Linked DNA regions of Homo sapiens: region 2 is linked to region 1. The links are chromatin contacts, found by Hi-C or POLR2A ChIA-PET in ENCODE. All regions are on one chromosome and are shown on one strand. The core of a region is the stretch at or near the end of the contact, and the rest is flanking DNA. Distances in the headings are between cores, read along the strand shown. Region 1 holds the start of TRIM5 (tripartite motif containing 5). Region 2 holds the start of MRPL17 (mitochondrial ribosomal protein L17).

What was found. A loop is a pair of places that touch in the nucleus more often than their neighbours do. ChIA-PET counts read pairs that join two places held with the same protein, here RNA polymerase II (POLR2A). Pooled maps may share reads with other maps.
Region 2: a pooled map shows a loop between it and region 1 (9-fold over the local background). The contact joins the promoter of MRPL17 here to the promoter of TRIM5 in region 1. A Hi-C loop is called at or near these places in 1 of 168 maps with a recorded cell type or tissue (ascending aorta), 2 of 37 single-sample maps with no recorded cell type and 15 of 50 pooled maps. POLR2A ChIA-PET finds 5 or more read pairs at or near these places in 2 of 52 experiments (GM10248 and OCI-LY7).

Annotation. Positions count from the first base shown.
Region 1 is chr11:5,681,921-5,687,618 of GRCh38, reverse strand. TRIM5 (tripartite motif containing 5) reads left to right here and starts at 2,545. Exons shown (of 8, transcript NM_033034.3): 1 at 2,545-2,751. RefSeq lists an enhancer at 2,538-2,787.
Region 2 is chr11:6,682,090-6,687,232 of GRCh38, reverse strand. MRPL17 (mitochondrial ribosomal protein L17) reads left to right here and starts at 3,893. Exons shown (of 3, transcript NM_022061.4): 1 at 3,893-4,110; 2 at 4,418-4,486; 3 at 4,831-5,143. The coding sequence starts at 3,937. The coding sequence ends at 5,115. It also overlaps the pseudogene RPL21P94. RefSeq lists enhancers at 3,733-4,172, 3,589-4,351.

The DNA.
Region 1 (5,698 bases), core at 1,296-3,795:
CAGGCTCCATATTCTAACCTATGTTCTAAATTGTAGAAAAAATATATTATTGTTGGAGCTCTGTGTTTTCTCTGTAAACCCTTTTTTTTTTTTTTTTTTTTGAGACGGAGTCTCGCTCTGTCGCCCAGGCCGGACTGCGGACTGCAGTGGTGCGATCTCGGCTCACTGCAAGCTCCGCTTCCCGGGTTCACGCCATTCTCCTGCCTCAGCCTCCCGAGTAGCTGGGACTACAGGCGCCCGCCACCGCGCCTGGCTAATTTTTTGTATTTTTAGTAGAGACGGGGTTTCACCTTGTTAGCCAGGATGGTCTCAATCTCCTGACCTCATGATCCACCCACCTTGGCCTCCCAAAGTGCTGGGATTACAGGCGTGAGCCACCGCGCCCAGCCTGTAAACCTTATATATCCTGCTTTCCTGCTTGAAAAGGAATCAAATGAAATATCTCTACCTTTGGGTCCATGGATATTTAACATTTTTCTCTTCAAGAAAAAGAGCAAAATAAGAGTAAATATGGTTAGAGTCTGAATAATACTTAGGAAGAAAACAGAGAGGATATTTTAAAAAATCGTTTAAAATTTGTTTAAAAATTTACATAATTACTTTTTTTTTTTTTTTTTTTTTTTTTTTTTTTTTTTTTTTTTGAGACAGAGTCTCACTCTATTGCCCAGGCTGGAGTGCAGTGGCATGATCTCGGCTCACTTCAACCTCCACCTCCCGGGTTCACGCAATTCTCCTTCCTCACCCTCCTGAGTAGCTGGGATTACAGGCATCTGCCATTACACCTGGCTAATTTTTGTATTTTTCGTAGAGATGAGGTTTCACCATGTTGGTCAGGCTGGTCTCAAATTCCTGACCTCAAGTGATCCACCCGCCTTGGTCTCCCGAAGTGCGAGGATTACAGGTGTGAGCCACTGCAAATGTAATCATTACATAATTATTACTAATGCCACATAATTATTACTAAATAACAATTAGTAATATTAATTATAATTGTAACTATTAATAATTGTAATTATTAATAATACTAATTATTATAATTATTACTATAATTATTACTGCCACATAATTATTACTAATGCCAGAAGAATATTTGAATTAAACTAGGTGACACAGCAGTTATCTTTACAGCAAGAATAGAACAGAAATGTGACATCAAGATATTCAATTAAAATTAGATTAATAGCTATATATCTTCATATCTATTTAAATATTACTCCTTATATACACCATATTCTAGTAAATCTGAGACAATAAAGAACAAAATGCAAAAGCCCCCTACCTGATTTCATGAAACAGAAAGCTGCGGGGGTACAGTGTGGAGGGGGTATGAGGTTACTGATGATGGAATTAAGTGATAACAGGCTGCCCACTGCAGTGCTCCCCATTGCCTTCTCCTGAGGCATTTTCATTTTCAAACTAAATACTCCTCTCTACCAATGATCCTAGTTCCAGTGTGGACTTCCTGAGATGTTCCAGTAAGGGAAAGCTTAGAAGGGAGGCTATGGTACATGGACCACAGTTCAGCCTTTTGGACCAGTTTTGCATAGTAACCAGAAGAGAAGAGAGAGGAAGGCCTGGCCCTGCTCAGGGATGCAATAGATACTTTGGAAAAGACAACAGCGGGAAGTTGGAGAGTTCTTTGAAAGTGAATAGTTGAAAGAAATAATGTGGTATTTCTTTATCGCTCTCCAGATAAACTTCTTTTTTTTTTTTTTTTTTTTTTTTTTTTTGAGACGGAGTCTCACTCTGTCGCCCAGGCTGGAGTGCAGTGGCGCGATCTCTGCTCACTGCAAGCTCCGCCTCCCGGGTTCACGCCATTTTGCTGCCTCAGCCTCCGGAATAGCTGGGACCACAGGCACCCGCCACCATGCCCGGCTAATTTTTTATTTTATTTTATTTTATTTTATTTTATTAGAGATGGGTTTTCACCGTGTTAGCCAGGATGGTCTCGATCTCCTGACGTTGTGATCCGCCCGCCTCAGCCTCCCAAAGTGCTGGCATTACAGGCGTGAGCCACCGCGCCCGGCCCTCTCCAGATAAATTTCTAGCATCCTGTCCTCTCTGGGTTTCGGAGTCTTAATAATATGACATCTCTCCTACCTGCAGCTCCTTTTCTGTTCATAGGTCCTATAAGATTTTTAAGTCCAGACCAGAAATCTACTGCAATTCTCTAAAAATCATTAACTTTGTTCTTCCTTCTCTTTGGGCCATATCTGTCACCCAGAAGCAGAACTCAGCTGTGAGATCAGGAGCAAGAGGAGCACATTGGAAGAATTTCGAAAAAGGGCACCTTTTCTAATTTTTAATACTTGGCTGGGTTAATCTGAAACTATGTCAGAAGAAGTGGCATGATAACAAGATCCTGAGACTCAAGAGAAAAGGGAGATTGAGTGGGAATGCCTCTAGTTCCCACGGCTCCTCCTGTGAACAGCACAGCTACACGGCCCGGCTGATTCATTCAGAGGGCGGGACTCACCAGGCCCTACGTGGAGAAATGCCATTGGCCCATAGTTTATCTTTCACTTTCCTGCCCTGAGTGTGAGCAAGAATTTCCTGCGGTTCCTCTAGGAAAATTCCTTTGTGCAGATCAGGCCCGTGGATTGGTGAGTGAATCCTAACCACGTCTTCCCTGGCCTGTCTTCACTCTTCTCCCCAGAATCACCACTTCTGCACTGGTGTCTGAAGGTGTATTGAGTGATTTTGTGGAGGGCAGAAGTAGGAAGTCTTTGGGACAAAACTGTATTTACCTTGGTGAGTTTAACTTATCTGAAAAGCTGTGCGGGGGTGGGGAAAAGACACAGTTCACAGACTTCTTGCTGCCAGAGCTGACTGAGGGGAACAGAGCCGCCTGGCGGGCAGGCAGATTTGAAAGAAGGGAGAGCTTTAAAGTGAAGGGCTTTGTTTCCCGAAGGCTGGTTATTTTTCCATGCTGACTCTCTCCCCATCCCCTCCCTACTCTATACTTTTTAATTGAACTTTGCTGTAGAGAGCCAGAATTCTCTCTTTCAGTGTCTTCTCCCAACAACAAGGGCAAAGACAGGGGCCTTGGAATCCTAATGATTTAATGCCTATTAGTTTACTAATGTAGTGTTTCTGCATAACTCTACAGGTCAGTTCTCATCACCTTGGCCTGGCTCTGTGACATCAGCCTTCATGGTGTGACAGCTGTCCAGTTCTGTAGTCCTGTCATTGTCACTGTAAATGGAGTTCTTTCCCTAGTTCATATTGGTTACAAAGATAATGGGAAAAAAGGCAAGCAGGTTTTATTTCTTGCTAGGAGTGGAGAGTAAGAGAGCTCCTTCTCTAAAGCCCCCTCCCCCAAAACAGTGGAAAGCATTGGCTTTAAAAGAACTGAGTACGGGGAGAGAAAGGAGTGTTAGCCTATAGGGTGGAACTCCAGTTGTGCCACCTCTGTTTATAAACACATGTCTTCATACTGTGTCCGGAATTGGTGGGTTCTTGGTCTCACTGACTTCAAGAATGAAGCCGCGGACGCTTGCAGTGAGTGTTACAGTTCTTAAAGGCGGCATGTCCGGAGTTTCTTCCTTCTGATGTTCGGATGTGTTCAGAGTTTCTTCTTTCTGGTGGGTTCGTGGTCTCGCTGGCTCAGGAGGGAAGCTGCAGACCTTCGCGGTGAGTGTTACAGCTCATAAAGGCAGTGTGGACCCAAAGAGTGAGCAGTATTAAGATTTATTGCAAAGAGGAAAATAACAAAGCGTCCATAGTGTGGAAGGGGACCAGCGCAGGTTGCCACTGCTGGCTCAGGCAGCCTGCTTTTATTCTCTTATCTGGCCCCACCCACATCCTCCTGATTGGTCCATTTTACAGAGAGCCGAGTGGTCTGTTTTGACAGGGCACTGATTGGTGCATTTACAATCCCTGAGCTAGACACAAAAGTTCTCCAGTCCCCACTAGATTAGCTAGATACAGAGTGTAGACACAAAGATTCTCCACATCCCCACCAGAGTAGCTAGATACAGAGTGTCGATTGGTGCATTCACAAACCCCGAGCTAGACACAGGGTGCTGATTGGTGTGTTTACAAACCTTGAGCTAGATACAGAGTGCCGATTGGTGTATTTACAATCCCTTCGCTAGACATAAAGTTTCTCCAAGTCCCCACCAGAGTAGCTAGATATAGAGTGTCGATTGGTGCATTCACAAACCCTGAGCTAGACACAGGGTGCTGATTGGTGCATTTACAATCCCTTAGCTAAACATAAAGGTTCTGCAAGTCCCCACCAGACTCAGGAACCCCACTGGCTTCACGCAGTGGATCCTGCACCGGGCCGCAGGTGGAGCTGCCTGCCAGTCCTGTGCCATGCCACGCACCTGCACTCCTCAGCCCTTGGGTGGTGATGGGACTGGGCGCCGTGGAGCAGGGGGCGGTGCTCGTCAGGGACGCTCGCGCAGCACAGGAGCCCAAGGGGTCGTGGGGAGGCTCAGGCATGGTGGGCTGCAGGTCCTGAGCTCTGCCCCGCGGGGAGGCAGCTAAGGCCCGGCGAGAAATTGAGCACAGCAGCTGCTGGCCCAGGTGCTAAGCCGCTCACTGCCCGGGGCAGCGGGGCCGGCCGGCCACTCCGAGTGCGGGGCCCACCAAGCCCACGCCCACCCGGAACTCCAGCTGGCCCACAAGCGCGGCGCGCAGCCCCGGTTCCCGCTCGCCCCTCTCCCTCCACACCTCCCTGCAAGCTGAGGGAGCCAGCTCCGGCCTTGGCCAGCCCAGAAAGGGGCTCCCACAGTGCAGCGGTGGGCTGAAGAGCTCCTCAAGTGCCGCCAAAGTGGGAGCCCAGGCAGAGGAGGCGCCAAGAGCGAGTGAGGGCTGCAAGGACTGCCAGCATGCTGTCACCTCTCAATACAACCCAGGCACACAAAATGGTGGAGATTTTCTTGTTTGGTGTCGTGTGGGGGAGGGGGTAACTTAACACTCTAGTGATATGTTAATGATCTAAAGGCAATTAGGGATTGTCAGTTCCAGTATATACGCTGGTTCGGGGGTCTAATTTCCCCCTTGGATCTGGTCAGGGGTCAAGATCTGGACCATGCTGGGCAGTCTGGCTTCTTCTTAAGCAACTTTGTCTATACATAAAGGGAATAAAGAAAAACGTTAAGAAAAATAACTTTCCCAGTCATTTCATCAGGGCTTCCCTGGTGACAGCATCTGTTTGCCTCTACTAGGGCACCAAGTCCAGACTCAGGGAACTACTGGATTTTCTTAAAAATCATTAACCTTGCTCCTCCCTCTCCGTGGGCCGTATCTGCCCCCCAAAAGCAGAGCTTAGGTGAGATACGAAGAGCAGGAGAAGCATGTGGAAAGAATACCCAAGTAGCTGGGATTACAGGCACCTGTCACCAAGCTCAGCTCATTTTGTATTTTTAGTAGAGACAGAATTTCACCATGTTGGCCAGGCTGGTCTTGAACTCCCAGCCTCAGGTGATCCGCCTGCCTTGGCCTCCCAAAGTACTAGGATTACAAGCGTGAGCCACCACACCCGTCTGGTTAAGTTAAATATTAAAAGCTGAAGCCGGGCACGGTGGCTCACGCCTGTAATCCCAGCACTTTAGGAGGCCGAGGCAGGTGGATCACAAGGTCAGGAGTTGGAGACCAGACTGGCCAATATGGTGAAACCCCATCTGTACCAAAAATACAAAAATTAGCCGGGTGTGGTGGTGCGTGCCTGTGGTCCCAGCTGCTCGGG
Region 2 (5,143 bases), core at 2,644-5,143, 1.0 Mb before region 1:
TACAGACCGACACCCCACCATGGGGCAACAGAAAAACCAAGACCCCCTCCCCAAAGGAATCAAACCAATCGGGAAAAGGAAGGAGGCGTTGGCCGTGCCTAGGATATTCACCAATCCAGACACACTGTAATGAGGCTACAGCTACAGACACTCCATGACTGGGCTACAGACAGACACCTTGTGATAGGGCTACAGTTATAGGACATCTCCTCAAGACTATTTCTCTATTGCAATTAAATCCATGCACACTGGGTCACCAGTGCCCCTTCAGCAGAGACAATACCAGAGTCAGCCCCCAGTCCAAAATAACTAGGCAGCTGCTTGAGCTGGCATCTGAATCCATCACCAGAGGGGGACTACCAAACCATGGGCAGGTAGCCACATGGGCAATCCTGGACAAGCCCCCAGATTTGTAACCACCCAATGAGTTCACCTTGCCCACTGCCTAGACAGAGCCGATTTAACAAGACAGGGAAATTGCGATAGAGAAAGAGTAACTCACACAGAGCCAGCTGTGCAGGAGACCAGAGTTTTATTTATATTTATAGATATAAATTCATAAGAGTTTAATTAGCTCTCAGGCTCACTTCAGGTACATTTCATGACTCCAACTCCTGTTGTACAAAATATCCCTGCTTTTAAACAGTAGATTTAAAACAAACAACCTTGGTTTTCTGGGACTTTTCTTTTATGAGTATTTTTTTATTAATGTAAAGTTTCAAAGAAGGCTAATCAAACACAAAAATATCTGCAAAGAGCCACAATAAGCCTTGAACAACATACAGTCAGTAAAACATCAAGGTTTAAATTGTTGCTTTAACTTCCTTTTGGCTGGAAGCTCCATATTCTGGTAATTCACCAAAATGGCCAACACAAGGAAAACAGGAGAGGCACCCAGTGTATGTTTTCTAGGCCTTTTAGAAAACATGGAGTTGGCCACATGCATGGGAGTCTATAAAAAAGGTGATACTGTAGACATCAAGGGAATGGGTATGGTTCAAAAAGGAATGCCTCACAAGTGTTACCATGGCAAAAACTGGAAGAGTCTATAATGTTACTCAGCATGCTGTTAGCATTGCTGTAGGGAAAAAAAAAAAAAAAAGTTAAGGGCTAGATTCTTGCCAAAAGAATTAATGTGCATATGGAGCACATTAAACACTCTAAGGGAAAAGGTAGTCTCCTGAAATGCATGAAAGAAAATGATCAGAAAAAGAAGAGAGCCAAAGAGAAAGGTACCTGGATTCAGCTGACAGGCCAGCCTGCTGCACCAAGAGAAGCACACTTGGTGAGAACCAATGGAGAGGAGCCAGAGCTACTGGAACCTATTCCCTATGAATTCATGACATAATAGGTGCAAATAATACCACTAATAAAAGACCCTTGGACTGTAAAAAAAAATTGTTCCGTTAATATCAGCCCACAGAAATTGCAGAGAAAGCCAGTAGTAATGCTGCAAAAACAAAATGTAAGGAAATTGACATATAAAAAAGAATCAAATTTTGAAGACTACCAGAAGAGACAAGAGATGACGGTCTTGTATTGCCAGAAAAAGTCAAAAGGACAGTGTTTGATGCTACAATTGTTTTTACCAAGTGTAAGCATTTTCTAAGACAATGGATCAATGTTTCATTTCACCTAATTTTTGCTGAAGAAGAACCTCTTCACAAGTTTTTACCAATAGAAATTTATGATAAATTTTCTGGTGGGCCGGGCACAGTGGCTCACACCTGTAATCCCAGCACTTTGGGAGGCTGAGGCGGGCAGATCACCTGAGGTCAGGAGTTCGAGACCAGCCCGGCCAACATGGTGAAACCCCGTCTCTACTAAAAATACAAAAAAAATTAGCCAGGCATGGTGGTGGGCGCCTGTAATCCCAGTTACTTGTGAGGCTGAGGCATGAGAATCGCTTGAACCCAGGAGGTGGAGGTTGCAGTGAGCCGAGACCGCACCATTGCACTCCAGCCTGGGCAACAAGAAAGAAACTCCGTCTCAAAAAAATATATATATATCCTGGTGAAAACATCTTAGTGAAATTTTTCAACTGCAAAGACAATTGAAAACTACAAGAATTGCTCCCAAAGAAACAAAACATGAATGGTAATTGTAATTTCTGTAATTTATTGTAAATTTCTTTAATTGTGAAGTGTGATTTGTATAAATCTGTCAATGTATTTATATGTTCATGACTTTTCCTATTTGCATATTTGTTCCTTCATATTAAAGAAACTTTTCAAAATTAAAATTAGCAAAGAAGTGTTCTTTGGTCACCTATAAGCTGACAAAGTGACAAATCTATACGTCTACTGAATATGTACATGTAAAGAGGAGTGAATTCATTTCCTAAGACTGCTGTAACAAACTATCACAAACTGTGGAACTTAAAACAACAGAAATTTATTGTTTTGTGGCTCTGGAGGCTAGAAGTAAGAAAGCGATGTGTTAGCAGCAGGGTCATGCTCTCTGACAGATCTGAAAAAGAATGCGTTTTATACCTTTCCCTTGGCTTCAGGTGTGCTCCAGCAATCCTTGGTGTTCATTCATTGATTTGCAACTGCTTGACTCCATAATCTCTGCTTTCAAGGTCACATGGCTTTCTGCCTGTATGTCTCTGTCTTTACCTGGTCAGCATCACCCTGTGTCCATCTCTCTCTCTTCATGCGCATTTTTTTTTTTTTTTTTTTTGAGATAGAGCCTCACTCTGTCGCCCAGTCTAGAGTGCAGTGCCCGATCTCAGCTCACTGCAACCTCCACCTCCCGGGTTCAAGCTATTCTCCTGCCTCAGCCTCCCGAGTAGCTAGAATTACAGGCATGAGCCACCACGCCCGGCTAATTTTTGTGTTTTTAGTAGAGACGGGGTTTCGCCATGTTGGCCAGGCTGGTCTCGAATTCCTGACCTCAGGTGATCCGCCCGCCTCGGCCTCCCAAAGTGCTGGAATTACAGGAGTGAGCCACCGTGCCCGGCCTGCATATATGTATGTACGTATATATGTGTCTATCTATCTAGCTAGCTAGACACTAGGCATTTTGGATTAGGCGCCCACCTATGCCTGCATGACTTCATCTTAACAAATGACATCTGCAATGACCCTATTTCCACATAAGGTCACATTCTGAGTTACTGCAGGTTAGGACTTAACATAGCTTTTTGGGGACGGGAAGAATCATGGGGAAGACACAATTCAACCCATAACAAGGAATAATTTTGACAGTCATTGCCAATTTGCAGATGTTAAGGCTCAAAAACAAACTATAATATTATTGTTCATTAACACATAAATGTGTAGGTATGTTTTTTCCCCTTAAAAAGACACACTGGTGTAATTAAAAACAATCTACTACTTTTCCCTTTAGTGCTGTAATTTTTTTAACTGGAGTGATTACTTCAATAAAAGAAAAATTTCACTATCTGCGTTTCTTTTCCGGGCATCGTTATTATCCATCTCACCATTACTACTGAAAATCACTGTGTTAAAAACAATGCGTACAGGTGTCAACCAGGCCAGCTGGCCACTGCTGGACCCGGTAGGGCCGTCAGCCCGCAGGACCCCGAACCCTCCGGGTGCCTTTCTCTTCAGACGCTCTCTTTCCCAGGAGTCTCCGCGGCGGAGCGCCCCATCGCCCTAAATGCCACTGGCTGACGCAGCCCCAAAAAAAACCCGATGGCCCGCTTATCCCACACTAGGGGGCGCCTGGTTCTTCGGCCGCCACAGAGCGCTCTGGATGCCTGAAGCCCGCCCAGCTCGCCGCCTCTGGAAAAGCTCAACACCGTTTCTCCGCCCTTCCCGAGATTGCCAACGAGGCAGGCTCTGATGCGCATGCGCAAACACGTTCACCACGCTCCGAGCTAAGGCGCATGCGTTCCCTGAAATTGCCGCCACCGGCTCTACCTTCCAGTTTCCAGTTCCGGCCTCCAAGGGGCGGGCAGAAGTTGGAAACATGCGGCTGTCGGTCGCTGCAGCGATCTCCCATGGCCGCGTATTTCGCCGTATGGGCCTCGGTCCCGAGTCCCGCATCCATCTGTTGCGGAACTTGCTCACAGGGCTGGTGCGGCACGAACGCATCGAGGCACCATGGGCGCGTGTGGACGAAATGAGGGGCTACGCGGAGAAGGTGAGGAGCGCGGCCCTCTTGTCCACTCTGCGGGTCTGGTCTGAGGGGGCGGAGCCGGCTGCAAGTGGAAAGGGACCGGGACCAACCTGGTAAACCATTCCCCAAGTCTGAGTCCCCCAGAACCTTGGGCTGAACCCGCCCCTCCATCGCCTCTAATGGAAGACTGGTTAGGGCTGCGGAGTTAGGGGTGGCGTAGATTGGAGATGCTTGGCTAGTGGAAAGAATGGATTGCCTTCCGGCATTAGAGAAATTAGATTGGCACCTTGTTTTCTTGCTCGGTTGGATCCGTGATGTTATGTCCTCACAGCTCATCGACTATGGGAAGCTGGGAGACACTAACGAACGAGCCATGCGCATGGCTGACTTCTGGCTCACAGTGAGTGCGACCTATCTGCCTTCAAAATCCCACCCTTTGCTCCCTGGGGGTGGGGGTTGGAAAAAGGAGAACTATGCAGAATTAAACTTGGGTACTCACTTATGGGCCAGTGCTGCTAACTAAATTAGAAACTGTGTCTTAAGTTAGTTGAAGTCGATGTGAATATACCTCTGCACAACTGCCTATAAACGACCCCTTTGTGTAACACTGACTATGCCAGATTGGCGAGGGGAGGGGGAGGTCTTTCTATGTGTGGATGGACCTTACCTTTGGGAATGGTGTAAAGTTAAATGCCTCTGCAGTTTTGCCTGACTCTGCTGTCTCTTGGATAATTCTCCCTCTAGGAGAAGGATTTGATCCCAAAGCTGTTTCAAGTACTGGCCCCTCGGTACAAAGATCAAACTGGGGGCTACACAAGAATGCTGCAGATCCCAAATCGGAGTTTGGATCGGGCCAAGATGGCAGTGATCGAGTATAAAGGGAATTGCCTCCCACCCCTGCCTCTGCCTCGCAGAGACAGCCACCTTACACTCCTAAACCAGCTGCTGCAGGGTTTGCGGCAGGACCTCAGGCAAAGCCAGGAAGCAAGCAACCACAGCTCCCACACAGCTCAAACACCAGGGATTTAACTGGATCTGAAGAGTCTGCAGCCCTTAA